Regions from separate parts of the Homo sapiens genome. Here region 2 is linked to region 1. Evidence: read pairs that join two places in POLR2A ChIA-PET (ENCODE). Cell type or tissue: Panc1. All regions are shown on one strand.

The links. ChIA-PET counts read pairs that join two places held together with the same protein. Peaks named below come from ENCODE experiments on the same cell type or tissue, not always from the same donor. Only the 100,000 strongest peaks of a DNase experiment are listed, where the experiment ranks them.
Region 2: POLR2A ChIA-PET joins it to region 1 with 5 read pairs; 2 of 35 experiments call an interaction of 5 or more read pairs at or near these places.

Annotation. Positions count from the first base shown.
Region 1 is chr7:152,072,945-152,080,944 of GRCh38, reverse strand. The region is part of intron 1 of GALNT11 (polypeptide N-acetylgalactosaminyltransferase 11); the gene reads right to left. Among named protein-coding and RNA genes, the nearest start is that of GALNT11, 51 kb to the right of the region's middle. In Panc1, CTCF peaks have their summits at 4,284 and 4,488; a DNase peak (open chromatin) is centred at 4,534; H3K4me3 peaks cover 602 bases; H3K27ac peaks cover 1,858 bases.
Region 2 is chr7:152,483,329-152,491,328 of GRCh38, reverse strand. No RefSeq gene overlaps it. Among named protein-coding and RNA genes, the nearest start is that of LINC01003, 23 kb to the right of the region's middle. In Panc1, no CTCF peak of the experiment used is centred here; no DNase peak of the experiment used is centred here.

The DNA.
Region 1 (8,000 bases):
AGGCTGGAGTGCAGTGGCGAGATCTTGGCTCACTGCAACCTCTGCCTCCTGGGTTCAAGCGATTCTCCTGCCTCAGCCTCCTGAGTAGCTGGGATTACAGGGGCCCGCCACCAGGCCCGGCTAATATTTTGTGTTTTTTTTTTTTATTAGAGATGGGGTTTCGCCATGTTGGACAGGCTGGTCTTGAACTCCTGACCTCAGGTGATCCTCCTGCCCAGGCCTCCCAAAGTGCTGGGATTACAGGCGTGAGCCACTGTACCTGGCCCGCAATTAATGTTTTAATAGCTTTTGCTATTGTGCTAAAAGCTCAGAAAACACAGACAAGCAAAAAGGAAACTACTTAAAAATCACCAGAAGTCTCACCACTTTAATGTTTTGCTATATAATCTACTACTTATTTTCATCTTTCTACACTATCTACAAAATGCTATACTGCTTTTGGCAACTACCAAAAAATTAATAGACTCAGGTTAGTGGCATCATGGCTAATTTTCTTTGTTCTTTCTTTTATTTAAAACATTTTCTACAAGGAATATGTAGTGATTTAATAAATGAGGTAAAAAATTTCTTAGACAGAAACTCCCTAACTTGAAAATATAAGAACAACTATGGAAAAGATTAAATACTTTAAGGCTATGAAAGAAATAGGATACCATATTATTTTAACCTCACAAGCAAAGGGGATTTCCATAGCCACAAGCACCAAGAAAAATGAGCAGGTTTAAGCACACCGAAAGAATATTTTAATTCCATCAATTTGTCAAAAATATGAGAATAAAATTTGAGTACTGAACAAATGTTCTAAAAGCACAATTTGAAGAATAGTTTTTCCTCTATGAATCACTATCTAATCTGAAATTCTTAACCACCTTTTAATGTCCATCTTTTACCACAAGACTAATGAGAAAATTCTATTTCACAGGACAGCTTTCATTTTCTACCAGAATAAACTAATTTTCATAATATTTAATGCATTTAAAATGTATTTATTTACCTTTCAGTAGTTTCCAGCTATTTTCTTGTAAGATACTCTTGCATTACAAATTGTCAAACAGCAAATATTTATTAGCTTTTTCCATAAAAGAGGCACACTCATATTTTAACTCAGCTGTAGTCATGTGAGTACAAATATTAATTTACAACAGTACAGTACCCACATACCCCTGTGAAATTACCAGGTGATGACAACATAAAAATACACATTATTCTTTCCCATTCCTTATCTACCCAGAAAGCTAGAAGAAAACATAGCTACCAATAGTAGTTTATAATTACACATAAGGCGATTGCTGAATTAGGAAAGGTTCAGAGCAAATTCCAGACATCATATGCTCCCTGGGAATGATCCTCAGACATCCCTGATATTTATGAATCTCTTCTCTGTAAGACAATCGAAAAGAACATGAATGCATCAAATGTCTAACACTGTGTCTCAAATGCAGAAGAAAACCACAAGGTAATGCTGATGGGAGAAAGAAGCAAATTTAATCAAACACATAGAAAAGAAACTAAAAGGACAAACAACATGGCAAATACCTAGAAGAGCAAAACCTGGGACAGCTGATGAGCCAGTGAATAAGGGATGGTAGAGGCTGTTATTCTTCAACACTTTGAATGAATGCCCAAGTAAAAAGTAGCAGCTCTCGCTCACTATAGACCTGTGGAAGACAAGAAGGTAAAAGCTACCTCAGGTAAAAGCTAGCCTCAGGGAGCAAGCATGAGGTCAGTAGTTTCTACCTCCTAATTCTATGAGGTAGAAAAGAACAGTAAGGAAAACAAATAATATAAATTGAAATAAAATGACTATGGGCACATGCTACTGTGTCCAGCTGTTATACATAATTATTAATAGTAGTATTAGTTAAAGGGTTTTCGCTTGCATCCTACACATACTCTTTCCTGTGTCAGCTATGCCATTCATCCGTGAGAGTCATTCTTCCCAGTCGGCAAGGGAGACAGAGTAGGAGCTACCTATAAACCATGGCTGAGTGGTGCCAGTGAGGGGCTCTGCCCCCTGACTGCCCATTATGCTGAAATTCCTGCATTATAAACTAATCCTTTGGGTCTGGAAAGCTTGCCTTTTATTTAAGATGTTCTTATCTCTCAGTCTTCAATCAAAACAGAAGTTGCATCCTTTTTGTCCAATCAAAATTTTTGGAACTCTAGCACATAAATTATTTTGTAAATGTGATTAAAAAAAACATGTAATTCATCACTTGTTAGAAAAACACTTACTCTCAGCAGAATTCTGAAAACCACTGCTAAAATTAGAAAGGAGGAGGGGAAGGAAGCTCAATCTAAGGAAAATGAATTTGCATATTACTTAGAAGTGGAAAACTTTAAGAATCACCTTATGCTATATTAAGAATCTCTTAATTCTGTGGATTGTCATCTTTCATGGGGTTTCAAAAATCTTTGCCATTATTTATTCAAATATTCCTTCCGGCCGGGCGCAGTGGCTCATGCCTATCATCCCAGCACTTTGGGAGGCCGAGGCGGGTGGATCATCTGAGGTCGGGGGTTCAAGACCAGCCTGACCAACATGGAGAAACCCTGTCTCTATTAAAAATACAAAATTTGCTGGGCATGGTGGCATACGCCTGTAATCCCAGATACTCAGGAGGCTGAGGCAGAAGAATCACTTGGATTTGGGGTAAGCCGATACTGTACCATTGCACTCCAGCCTGCGCAACAAGAGTGAAACTCTGTCTAAAAAAAACAAACACAAAAACAAATATTCCTTCTACCCCCCTCCCTCTTCTCCTTCTAGGATTCAAATCACGTATGTCAGACTTTCTCAGGATGGAGTATATTTCTTACAGCTTCTTCAGTGTTGTCCAGCCTTCCCCCCTCACGCTTCATTCAGAGAGGTTTCTTCTGATCTCTCGGGGGCTCACTTTTCTCTTCAGCAGTATCTAATCTGCTGAATCCACTGAATCCTCCATTTTGGCTACTGTATTTTTTAGATCTAGTATTTAGTTGTTTTTCAGGTCTGCTTTGCCCCCTTATATTAAGTTTCCAGTTCCTTGTTGAAATGTTTTTATTCAACTTTTATCTCCATGAACATAATAAACATATGCTTTAGCGTCTGTCTGGTAATTCCACTGTCTGCAAAGCCTGTTTCTATCCTCTGTTATCTGTGCGGGTTCTTGTTAAGGTAGTCTCCCAGTGGGCCTGGTTACACTGACTTGGTGGTATGGTGGACACTATTTGAAAAATCATTTCAGAAATAATTTGAGGCGTGAGATGTTATCTTCCTCTGGAGAGGATTTTCATCTGTCTCTGTTAGGTGACTGGGGTCACCAGCAATTTGAGATCACCCTAATCCATTTCACCATTTGAGATTTACTAAACCCCCAGGTGACCCCATGGAGCTTCAGTCCAGGCAAAGGCTGGCACACTCCCAGCCCATGAGTGTTCTGGATGGCAGCCTCTCAAGGTTTCAACATTAACCCCAGGTGGCTCACCAGGATTCTTACCCACAGCAAGTTCTAGACTCCAGTTTTTGTTTCTGTCCTCCTGTGAGTCAGTTAACTACACTGCTCAGCCTCTCACCTGCTCTTCCAGAACAGCAAATAGCCGGGCAAAAGCGGCCCTGGGTCAGAGGCTCACGTCTCTGGTTTTCTATCATCTCCCAAATCTTAACCCAGTAATTCTTTACTATGTTGTAAATTCCTTGATGCTTTTCAGAAAAGTATCAGCTGGCTTTAACTAGGTTACTCAGGCCATTATCGGAAGCACAAGGCCAGGGCTATTTTCTAAACAGTTGTTTTGGCATTTCAAAGAGTGCAGGCTAGGTACTGCCAAAAAGAACATCAGCAAATCAAACTGTGACAGAATCTTGGGCCTTTTTTTTGAGACAAGGTCTCACTGTCACCCAGGCTGGGGTGTGGTGGTTATGATCATAGATTACTGTAGCCTCCAACTCCTGGGCTCAAGCGATCCTCACCTCATCCACCCAAAGTATTGGGATTATAGGCATGAGCCACCATGCCCAGCTATGGGCCTTTTTCAGAAAACTTTTTTCCTCCATACATCGTGAACTGTATAGAAAATTAATTTCTGAGAATCTACCACCTCAACAGGTTTAGAAAGCTGACAGACTTAATCAATCTGGCAAATCACCAGATCCTAGCTCATGCTGTTAACCAAGCCCAGTAAATAAACATCGCAGTTACTGTTGTTTGCAGGTCCCCTTGAGCATTACTATCCCGCACAGTGTTCTGAATTCCAACTGCCAGTACCTGTATCTCTGGCTTCTGAAGCCCATCTGCCCACGTGCAGGGCAGGCCCAAACTACAGGGGAATGTGTACCTACCTGAGGGCAGTCCTCACAATATACTGATAAGAAGACTCCAGCTTCCTTAAATCCAGCCTCCCTCCAAACCCCCAGTGGAAAAATCACAACTCTGACATACGTATGCTACACTGGCTCTAGAATTCCTCAGCACAATCAAGCTTCATTTGTCCACAGCGGGACCTGGCTTGAAAACATGCCCTTTATTGGCTGTCTTTCCTAGACGGCGCACTTCATTCCCCTACTGGTGTGTCCTGGGATTACCTCGCAAATACACAACTTGGATTCAGATTTCTATCTCAAGATCTGCTTCCAGAAGAACCAAAACCAATCAATTCAGGTTTCAACAGAAAAGGAACAACTTGACAAATCCTTAGATGAACTAATTTATTTCTAAATGAAAAATCTAATAAAGAGAGCCTTTACAGCTTTTCTTGCCTTAAAGTGCAAAATAATGCACAGAAAAAAGCACACTGCTTTTTCTGAAAAGCAGTAACATATCTTCATACTTGCAGGAACAGAACATTAAAAAAGCGATGAACTTTTCTCTCTTCTTCTTTTTTTTTTTTTTTTTTTTTTTTTTTTTGAGACGGAGTCTCGCTCTGTCGCCCAGGCTGGAGTGCAGTGGCACGATCTCGGCTCACTGCAAGCTCCACCTCCCGGCTTCACGCCATTCTCCTGCCTCAGCCTCCGGAGTAGCCAGGACTACAGGAGTCCGCCACCACGGCCAGCTAATTTTTTTGTATTTTTAGTAGAGACGGGGTTTCAGTGTGTTAGCCAGGATGGTCTCGATCTCCTGACCTCGTGATCCGCCCGCCTCGGCCTCCCAAAGTGTCTTTTTTTTTTTTTTTGAGACAGAGTTTTGCTCTTGTTGCCCAGACTGGAGTGCAACAGCGCAATCTCAGCTCACCGCAACCTCCGCCTCCCGGGTTCAAGCGATTCTCCTGCCTCAGCCTCCCAAGGAGCTGGGATTACAGGCATGCGCCACCCCACGGCTTGTATTTTTGTAGACGGAGTTTCTCCATGTTGGTGAGGCTGGTCTCAAACTCCCGACCTCAGGTGATCCGCCAGCCTTGCCTTGGCCTCCCAAAGTGCTGGGATTATGGGCGGGAGCCACGGGGCCCAGTCAAGAAGTGATAAGCTTTTCTAAGGAAAGCGAAAGCTACCAGGCAGGGTAGTTTGAAATCCTTACTACTCCGGTGATACATAAGAAAGGTTAAATTTAGCATAATCAAACCTAGACACAATATTGCAGCACTGAGCCTATGTGTCTAAAGCACTGAAGTGGTAACAAGTCACAAAATACAAGTTAAAAACAAGGTGGTGACTTCGCTTTCAGCTGCAACATGTAATGAGAAAAAGCTGGGAAAATTCAAAATCAATGGCTCTTTTGGGACGATCAGAGAACTGAGCTAACAGGGCAAACTGTGCTGGAAACCTGGAAAGACACAGAGGAGATCCGCTTACCTGGAGCAGAAACTGCCAGAGCCATAAGCTGGTGCTGGATGCTCGGTGTGGACTAGTGAGAGTGAGAAACTCGGGGAAGCAGTCTCAGGAGGTGCGAGACCCACACTTCTGTGGGCTTTACCTCCAGGAACTCCACCAGGCACTAAGGTAAAAGATCCCAGAGAGATCCCTCTGGCAGGGGAGGGGAAGAGTAATAAGCCCAGAGTTTTCTCTGCCACAAAGTCATTTGCTCCAGGGGAAAAAAACTTTGCTAGATCCTTCTCCTAACTAGGGGAATGCAAAGGGCATTCCTCCCACTCCAGCCCCCTCCAGCCTTCCTGTCATACCTACAGGGCAAAAAAATCCGCAAAGGTCAGGGCCTCAAGGAAATAGGGCAGGAATAGATAACAGGGGAGAAGAGCTCTAACGCTAGAGAAATACTTGTGAAGATCACAGCCCACTGTAAGAGTGAACCTATGTGAGACCCAGACCCACTGTCAGACTGAGATTTAACCAGATTCCAGAACTCCCACCCTCCCTCACACTTCACCACCACACCCACAGGGTTCCAAATATACTAAAAGTGGCTTACAACTCAAAGAGGAAAAAAAAGTTATAAAGCTGGAAGCGTCATGCTCCCAGACTTCAAAATATACCTCAAAGCTGTAGTGATGGAAACAACATGGTACTGGCATAAAAACTGATATACAGAGCAATGGAACAGAATAGAGAACCCAGAAATCAATCCACAATATCTACAGCCAACTGATTATTGACAAAGATGCCAAGAATACTCACTGGGGAAAGGACAGTATCTTCAATAGATGATACTGGGAAAACTGGATATTCATATGCAGAGGAATGAAACTAGCCTCCCACCTCTATGTGAAAATCAACTCAAAATGGATTAAAGACCTAAATGTAAGACCTGAAACTATAAAACTACTGAAAGAAAACAGGGGAAATGCCTCAGGACGTTAATCTGGGAAAATATTTTATGAATACAACTTCAAAAGCCCAGGCAACAAAAGCAAAAACAAACACATGGGATTATGTCACACTAAAAAACTTCTATACAGCAAAGGAAACAATCAGCAGAGTGAAAAGACAACCTATAGAATGGGAGAAAATATAAGCAAACTATTCATCCAAAAGGGGATTAATACCCAGAATAAACCAGAAACTAAAACATCTCAGCAGGAAAAAAAAATCAGATTTAAAAATGGGCAAATGATCTGAATAGCCATCTCTCAAAAGAAGACAAATGGCCAAGAAATATATGACAAAATGTTCACTTATCACAAATCATCAAGGAACAGCAAATCAGAAGCACAATGAGGTATCATCTCATCCCAGTTAGAGTGGCTATTACCAAAAAGACAAATAAAACAAAACCAACAAATGCTGGGGAGGATGCAGAGAAAAATGAACTCTTACACTCTGCGGGTGAGAATATCAACTAGTACAGCCACTATGGAAAACAGTATAGAGGCTCCTCAAAATCTACAAATAGCATACCATATGAACCAGCAATCCCACTACTGGGCATTTATCCAAAGGAAAGGAAATTGGTATATCGAAGAGACATCTACATCCCCATGTTAACTGCAGCATTATTCACAATAGCCAAGATACGGAATGAATCTGGGTGTCCAACAGATAAACAGATAAAGAAAATGTGGAATATAAACACAATGAAATACTATTCAGCCATAATTTGAGTGGAATCCTGTCACTCACAGCAACATGGATGGAACTGGAGGATATTAAGTGAAATAAGCCAGGAACAGAAAGTTAAACACCACATGTTCTCATTCATATGTGGAAGCTGAAAAACAGTTGATCTCACAGAAAAATCAGAACAGAGGATACTAGAGGCTGGGAAGGGTGGGCGAAGGGAGGAGATAGGAAGAGATTTGTTAAAGGTTACAAAATTATAGCTAGATAGGAGGAATAAGTTCTACTGGTCTATAGCACTCTAGGATGACTATAGTTAACAATAACATATTGTAGAGTTTCAAATAGCTATAAGGAGAATATTGAATGTTCCCAACACAAAGAAATGATAAATGTATGAGATGATGGATATGCTAATTACTCTGATCTGATCACTGATACGTTACGTATATAGAAACATCACTATGTACCCCATAAATATACACAATTATATGCCAATTGAAAAATAAAATAAAATGTATATTGTAAACTCTAGAGTAAACACTATGTTGGAAATAAATGCTTATTCCCCGATGTCGCA
Region 2 (8,000 bases), 410 kb before region 1:
GTAGAGACAGAGTTTCACCATGTTGGCCATGCTAGTCTTGAACTCCTGACCTCAGGTGAGACAAATTGGCTGGCACAGTGGGTCATGCCTCTAATCCCAGCACTTTGGGAGGCTGAGGCAGGTGGATCGCCTGAGGTTAGGAATTTGAGACCAGCCTGGTCAGCATGGTGAAACCCCGTCTCTACTAAAAATACAAAAATTAGGTGGGCATGGTGGTCGGTGCCTGTAGTCCCAGCTACTTGGGAGTCTGAGAGGGGGAAATTGCTTGAACCCAAGAGACTGAGGTTTCAGTGAGCCAAGATTGCGCCATGCACTCCAGCCTGGGCGACAGAGTGAAACTCAAAAACAAAAAAAGATAGAAGCCAAGATTTGTCATCAGATATTCTGAATAGTACCAACCCCATTATAAACACTCAAATCAATGTTAGATGGTGCAACAGCAACAAATGACAACCCAGGGACCTTTGCTCCATCGCCTTTAATTAATGATGAAATGATAGCAGCTTTAAGCAGAGAGGCAAGGCAAAAGGTTTAGAAGAGATGGTTCTATTTTGCTATTGGTCTCCATTCCCCACTTCCCTTCTTGTTGCATTCAGAGAGAGGATAGAAAAAAACACTCGGAAGGAAAGACAAAAAGAGAGGAGCATTTTTAAAAGACATAAATTGTAATGGAAGAGCTACAAGATTAATCATTGTTTCTGCTTTTTTGAGACAGGGTCTCGCTCTGTCACCCAGGCTGGAGTACAGTGGTGTGATCTTGGCTTATTGCAACTTCTGCCTCCTGGGCCTCAGGCAATCCTCCCACCTCAGACTCCCAGGTAACTGGGAATACAGGTGCATGCCACCACGCCCAGCTAACTTTTGTATTTTTTTGTAGAGATAGGGTTTTGCCACATTCCCCAGACTGGTCGTGAACTCCTGGGCTCAAGTGATCTACCCACTTTGGCCTCCCAAAGTACTGGGATTACAGGCATGAGCCACCGTGCCCAGCCCTACAAGATTAATCTTATTTCTGATTTATTTATTTACTAACCGTGTTAGTAACCTGTGAACCTCAGTTTCTTCAGTTTTTTTTTTTTTTTTTTGGAGAGACAGGGTCTCACTATGTTGCCCAGGCAAATCTAGAACCCCTGGCCTCAAGTCATCCTCCTTCCTCAGCCTCTCAAAGTGTTGGGATTATAGGAGTGAGCCACTGTGCCTGGCCTCTGCAACTTTAAAATTGGGCCCAGGAGTTCCACACCAGCTATGATCACACCACTGCACTCTGGCCTGGGTAACTCAGCGAGACCCTGTCTCAAAAAAAAAGAAAAGAAAAGAAAAAAGAAGGATTTCTGACTAGATATCAGAGTTGTGAGATCAAGAGATAATGTTGGAATAAGAAAAATGGGCATGGTGGCTCACGCCTGTAATCCCACCACTTTGGGAGGCCAAAGCAGGTGCCTGAGGTCAGGAGTTCGAGACCAGCCTGGCTAACATGGTGAAACCTGGTCTCTACTAAAAATATAAGAAAAATAGCTGGGTGTGGTGGTGCACACCTGTAGTCCCAGCTACTCGGGAGGCTGAGGCAAGAGGATCGCTTCAACGCAGGAGGCAAAGGTTGCAGTGAGCCGAGATCACACCATTGCACTCCAGCCTGGGCAACAGAGCAAGTAGCGATGGGTTTTTGCCATGTTGGCCAGGGTGGTCTCGATTTCTTGACTGCGTGATCTGCCCGCCTCAGCCTCCCAAAGTGCTGGGATTACAGGCATGAGCCACCGCACCTGGTTGGTTTCAGGACACTTTCACGCTCCTAAAAATTACAAAGAACCCACCAGGAGGTTCGTTTATGTGGATCATATTTTTTGATATTTACCATATTAGAAACTAAAATTGAGAAAATTTAAAAACACTTCATTACTTCATTTTAAAAGAACAATAAACCCATCATGTTAATGTAAAGAACACATTTTTATTAAAAATAATTATATTCTCCAAAACAAAAGACACCATAAAGAGTGGCATTGTTTTACAGTTTTATGAATCTCTTTGCTATCTGGCTTAATAGAGGACAGCTGGTTCTCATATCTACATTCAATCTATTGCAGTCTGATGTTTTGGTTGAATTACATGAAGAGTATCTGGCCTCACATGGATATGAAGTTGGAAAACGAAGGGCCTCACAGACCCATCGAAAGGGCCTCCAGAATCCCAGGGGTCCTCAGGCCACACGCTGAGAACCGCTGCATTGGAGCGTGGCACGTTAGAATAAAGATGGGACTGGCGTGGGAATAAAAAAGCCTATTCTGAGGTCTTTGTATTAACGTGAAATATCTGTTTACAATTCTGTCATTTTCAGGATCCTACAGTTGGGGGCTGGGAAATTCCATACTTGTCAATTCTCCGCCATTTCCAGCACAGCATAGAAGTATGACTCATGTCTCTTAAATAGTAAAATGAAACAAGGGGCTACACTTATAATTTAAAATACAGTTGTTGATTTATTTATTTATTTTCATTTATTTTTTTTTTTTAGACAGAGTCTCGCTTCTTCACCCAGGCTAGAGTGCAATGGCGCAATCTCTGCTCACTGCAACCTCCGCCTCCCGGGTTCAAGCAATTCTCCTGCCTCAGCCTCCCAAGTAGGTGGGATTACAGGCATGTGCCAGCACGCCTGGCTAATTTTTGTATTTTTAGTAGAGACGGGGTTTCACCATGTTGGCCAGGCTGGTCTCAAATTCCCGATCTCAAGTGATCTGCCCGCCTCGGGCTCCCAAAGTGCTGGGATTACAGGCGTGAGCCACCACACCCAGCCTGTTGATTTATTTTTCTTTTTTTATTTTTGTAGAGACAAGGTCTCACTATGTTGCCTAGGCTGGCCTCAAACTCCTGGCTCCAAGTGATCCTCCTGCCTTGGGCTCCCAAAGTGCTGGGATTACAGGTGTGAGCCACCAGCCACAGTTGTTGATTTTTTTTTTTTTTTTTTTTTTTTTTTTTTTTTTTTTTAGATAAGGCCTCACTCTGTTGCCCAGGCTGGAGGGCAGTGGTACCATCACAGCTCACTGCAGCCTCAAACTCCAGGGCTTAAGCCATCTTCCCAGCTTGGCTTCCCAACCAGCTGGGCTAGAGGTGCACGCCACCATGACTGGCTCATTTTAAAATTTTTTTGTAGAGATGGGGTCTTCCTATATTGCCCAGGCTGGTGTTGAACTGTTGGCCTCAAGTGATCCTCCTGCCTCCGCCTCCTGAAGTGCAGGGATTACAGGCATGAGCCACCGTACCTGGCCCACAGTTGTTGACTTTAATGGAGAGAGACACTATATCTAATCATCCATCTCTGAGTACTAAAAATATGAAAAGATATATATTTTAAATCTGTAGGCCAGGGGAGGTGGCTCAGTAATACCAGCACTTTGGGAGGCCGAGGCAGGCGGATCACCTGAGGTCAAGAGTTGTTTTTTGTTTTTGTTTTTTTTTTGAGACAGAGTCTTGCTCTGTCGCCCAGGCTGGAGTGCGGTGGTGCCATCTCGGCTCACTGCAAGCTCCACGTCCTGGGTTCAAGCAATTCTCCTGCCCCAGCCTCCTGAGTAGCTGGGACTACAGGCGCATGCCACCATACCCAGCTAATTTTTGTATTTTTAGTAGAGAAAGGGTTGCACCATGTTGGCCAAGATGGCCTCAATCTCTTGACCTCATGATCTGCCCGCCTCGGCCTCCCAAAGTGGTGGGATTACAGGCATGAGCCACCACACCCGGCCAAGGTCAGGAGTTTGAGACCAGCTTGGCCAACATGGCAAATCCTCGTCTCTACTAAAAATACAAAAATTAGCCGGGCATGGTAGTGGGGGCCTGTAATCCCAGCTGCTCGGGAGGCTGAGGAAGGAGAATCACTTGAACCCGGGAGGCAGAGGTTGCTGTGAGCTGAGATTGGGCCCCTGGACAGGGAGAGAGAAAAAGGAAAGGAAAGAGAAAAGGAAAGGGAGAGGGGGAGGGAAAGGGAAAGGGGAAGGGGAGGGGAAGGGAAAGGGGAAGGGGAGGGGAAGGGAAAGGGGAAGGGGAGGGGAAGGGAAAGGGGAAGGGGAGGGGAAGGGAAAGGGGAAGGGGAAGGGAAGGGAAAGAGAAAAAGAAAGGAAGGAAAGGGAAGAAGGGAAAGGAAAGGAAGAGGAAAGGGAAAGGAAGGGAAGAGAGAGGAAGGAAGGAAGGAGAGAGAAAATAATTTTTTAAAAATTAATGATTCCAGGAAATCCTAAAATGAGCCTGTCTCTTCATTTCTGTGGATTTCTTGTCACTATATAGATGAAATAATGGTTTATGTCATTCTGCAGCAAAACAAACCAACATTTACTTCTATTTACACTTCAATTATGAAAGCTAATTGTTGGATTAAATCAATTGCAACTGGGTTATATCAAACCTCACAGAGTTGTTAAAACCTTAAGTTACCATGTAATAATCTGGAAATGTCACCTAAAATTCTGGATTTCCAACTTTCTGGGAAAATGGAAATTCTGGCAGTAGTTGCTCCAAATTCTCAGATGGAAATCGTTACTGAAAGGTGAATACCAGAGATGCTCCGTAGTCCCTTGTAGTCCTACCACTTCCTGTGGTCCTCAGCAGTGAACCCTCAACCTACCCATCCACTTGAGTTTTCAGTCCTGGTATATGAAAAACTTTACACTGTTTTCAGGACTGTTAACAGTTTGCTAGTATGGCTGGATTTATATCACGAAACTCCAACAAGTCGACGTATTCATGAATCCACCTGACGTGAAATTAACAAAGAACCTCTTAGCTCAATGTTTCTTAAAGTATGGTGGACAGGAACACCATGTGAGAAAAAACTGAGAATCTCTGGAAATAAGCCTGAGAATCTCTTGAAATAAGCAACAGGCTTGTTCCTCTTCTTCTTCTTCTTCTTTTTTTTGGCGGGGGACAGGGTCTTGCTCTGTGGCCCAGGCTGAAGTGCAGTGGCACAACCACAGCTCACTGCAGCCTCAACCTCCCAGGCTCAAGCGTCAAGCGATCTTCCTGCCTTGGCCTCCCAAAGTACTGGGATTACAGGCATGAGCCACCACGCTCTGCCTGGGGTATGCATTTGAAATGAGTTCTCCAAATGATTCTCATGTATACTCAATTTTGAGAACCAATGTCCTAAAGCAGAAAAACAATTCATTATTTTGCAAATTGCTCTCCCTTCAGTGGTTTTTTGACAGAATATGTAAATTCTAAGAGAATTCAAAGGAAGAATTTACTCCTAGCTGGACAGATCAGGGAAGGCTGTCCTGGGAGATGGTAGCATTTGGGCCAGCCCTTGATGAAAACACAGGATGGAGACATGTGCAGAATGGTGCCCCAGGGGGCGGAAACTGCGTGAGCAAAGGCACAGAGGCAGGAAAAGGGCATGTGTAGGGAAGGGCAAGCAACTTTCCTTCGTTGTCATAAGCGTTCATTAAAGGGAGTAGAAGTCAAGCAGGGTGGCTCACACCTGTAATCCCAGCAATTCAGGAGGCCAGAGTGGGAGGATCACTTAAGCCCAGGAGTTTGAGACCAGCCTGGGCAACATAGTGAGGCCCGGTTTCTATTATTTATTTTTATTATTATTATTTTTTAGATGGAGTCTCACTCCATTGCCCAGGCTGGAGTACAGTGGCGCGACCTCGGCTCACTGCAACCTCTGCCTCCTGGGTTCAAGCGATTCTCCTGCCTCAGCCTCCTGAGTAGCTGCGACTACAGGCGCACGCCACCACGCCCAGCTAATTTTTTGTATTTTTAGTAGAGACAGGGTTTCACCATGTTAGCCAGGATGATCTCGACCTCTTGACCTCATGATCCGCCCGCCTTGGCCTCCCGAAGTGCTGGGATTACAGTCGTAAGCCACCGCACCCGGCCTATTTTTTTTTTTTAATGGGGGGAGTAGAGGATACTTAACAAGCTTGGCTAAGAGGCAGGGGCCTCATCATTAACAGATATGACTGCCTGACTAAGGCACATGGCAGGAAGGTTTTGAAATGAGGGCTAATATGATCAGAACCATACATTGAAAGGATTTGTCAGGCATGAGTAGGAGCAGGGAAAACAAGAAACCAAGATGTGCTTTCATGGTGTTTAAACTAAAGGGATAATACTGGGAATAGAAAGAAGGAAATAGAGCTGGGCACGGTGGCTCACGCCTGTAATCCCAGCACTTTGGGAGGACGAGGTGGGCAGATCACCTGAGGCCAGGAGTTCAAGACCAGCCTGGCCAACATGGTGAATCCCTATTTCTACTAAAAATACAATTAGCTGGGTGTGGTGGCACATGCCTGTAATCCCAGCTACTCAGGAGGCAGAGGCAGGAGAATCACTTGAACCTGGGAGGTGGAGGTTGCAATAAGCCAAGATCGTGCCACTGCACTCCCACCTGGGTGACAGAGACTCTGTCAGAAAGGAAGGGAAGGAGGATGGGAGTGAGGGAGGGAGGGAGGGAAGGAGGGTGGAAAGAAGGAAGGAAATAGATTTCTGAGCTACGTTAGGGGTAAAAGTCACAGATTGGACTCGCAACTGTGAGCCTGCAAAAAGCAGAGTAGGCCGGGTGCGGTGGCTCACACCTGTAATCCCAGCGCTATGGGAGGCTGAGGCAGGAGGATCATGAAGTCAGGATGGAGACCATCCTAGCTAACACAGTGAAACCCTGTCGCTACTAAAAATACAAAAAATTAGCCAGGTGTGGGGGCATGTGTCTGTAGTCCCAGCTACTTGGGAGGCTGACAGGAGAATTGCCTGAACCCAGGAGGCGGAGGTTGCAGTGAGCTGAGATCATGCCACCGCACATCAGCCTGGGAGACAGCACGAGACTCCACCTCAAAAAAAAAAAAAAGAAAGAAAGGCAGAGTAGTTCTTAACACTAGCTGCACGTTACAATCAGCTGGGGAGCTTTCAAAAATGTCCTTCTTAGGCCGGGCATGGTGGCTCCCAGCACTTTCGGAGGCACTGAGGTCAGAGTTCAAGACCAGCCTGACCAGTATGGAGAAACGCCATCTCTACTAAAAAAAAAAAAACAAAATTAGCCAGGCGTGGTGGTGCATGCCTATAATCCCAGCTACTCGGGAGGCTGAGGCAGGAGAATTGCTTGAACCCAGGAGGCAGAGGTTTCGGTGAGCCAAGATCACGCCATTGCACTCCAGTCTGGGCAACAAGAGGAAAACTCTGTCTCCAAAAAAAAAATGTCCCTCTTGCTAATGTAGTGTTCAGCCAAGTTGAGACCCACTTACCTAGAGCCTGGGTGACCGGGCTCATCAGAAGTCCATCATGAACAGGAATAGGTAACACAGAAGATGTTGGTTTGGGAGGAAGCAGAAGGTCCTCCTGGGCCCAGCAAGGCCAAGGGTCGTGGCACATCCAGGTGGAGGTGTCCAGTAAGTGCTAAAAATACAGACCCAGAGTAAATGAGAAGATTAAAATAGAGACATAAGGCCGGGCGTGGTGGCTTACGCCTGTAATCCCAGCAATTTGGGAGGCCAAGGTGGGTGGATCACAAGGTCAGGAGTTCAAGACCAGCCTGGCCAAGATGGTGAAACCCTGTCTCTACTAAAAATACAAAAATTAGCTGGGTGTGGTGCGGGTGCCTGTAATCCCAGCCACTCAGGAGGCTGAGTCAGGAGAATCGCTTGAAGCCGGGAGGCGGAGGTTGCAGTGAGCTGAGATCGTGTCACTGCTCTCCAGCCTGGGTGACAGAGCATGACTCGTCTCAAAAAACAAAAAACAAAATAGAGATGTGGATTTCAGAGTTCACTGCATAAAGATGAGAATTGAAAACAGCTGCTCTGAATATTGTTTGAAAGTTAGGTTGGACATTTGGCAAACAGTACCTAAGTTACAAAATCATCATGGAAGAGAAAGAGAGAGAGATGGGCCAATGCTAGAACTTGAGGAATATCTGCAGGTGTACTCAAGAGAGTAGACCATTTTAATGTTTAACATTTGAACTCCCTTTCTTCTTTTCTTCCTTCCTGCCCTTCCTTCATTTTAAAATTTACTTTCCTGTC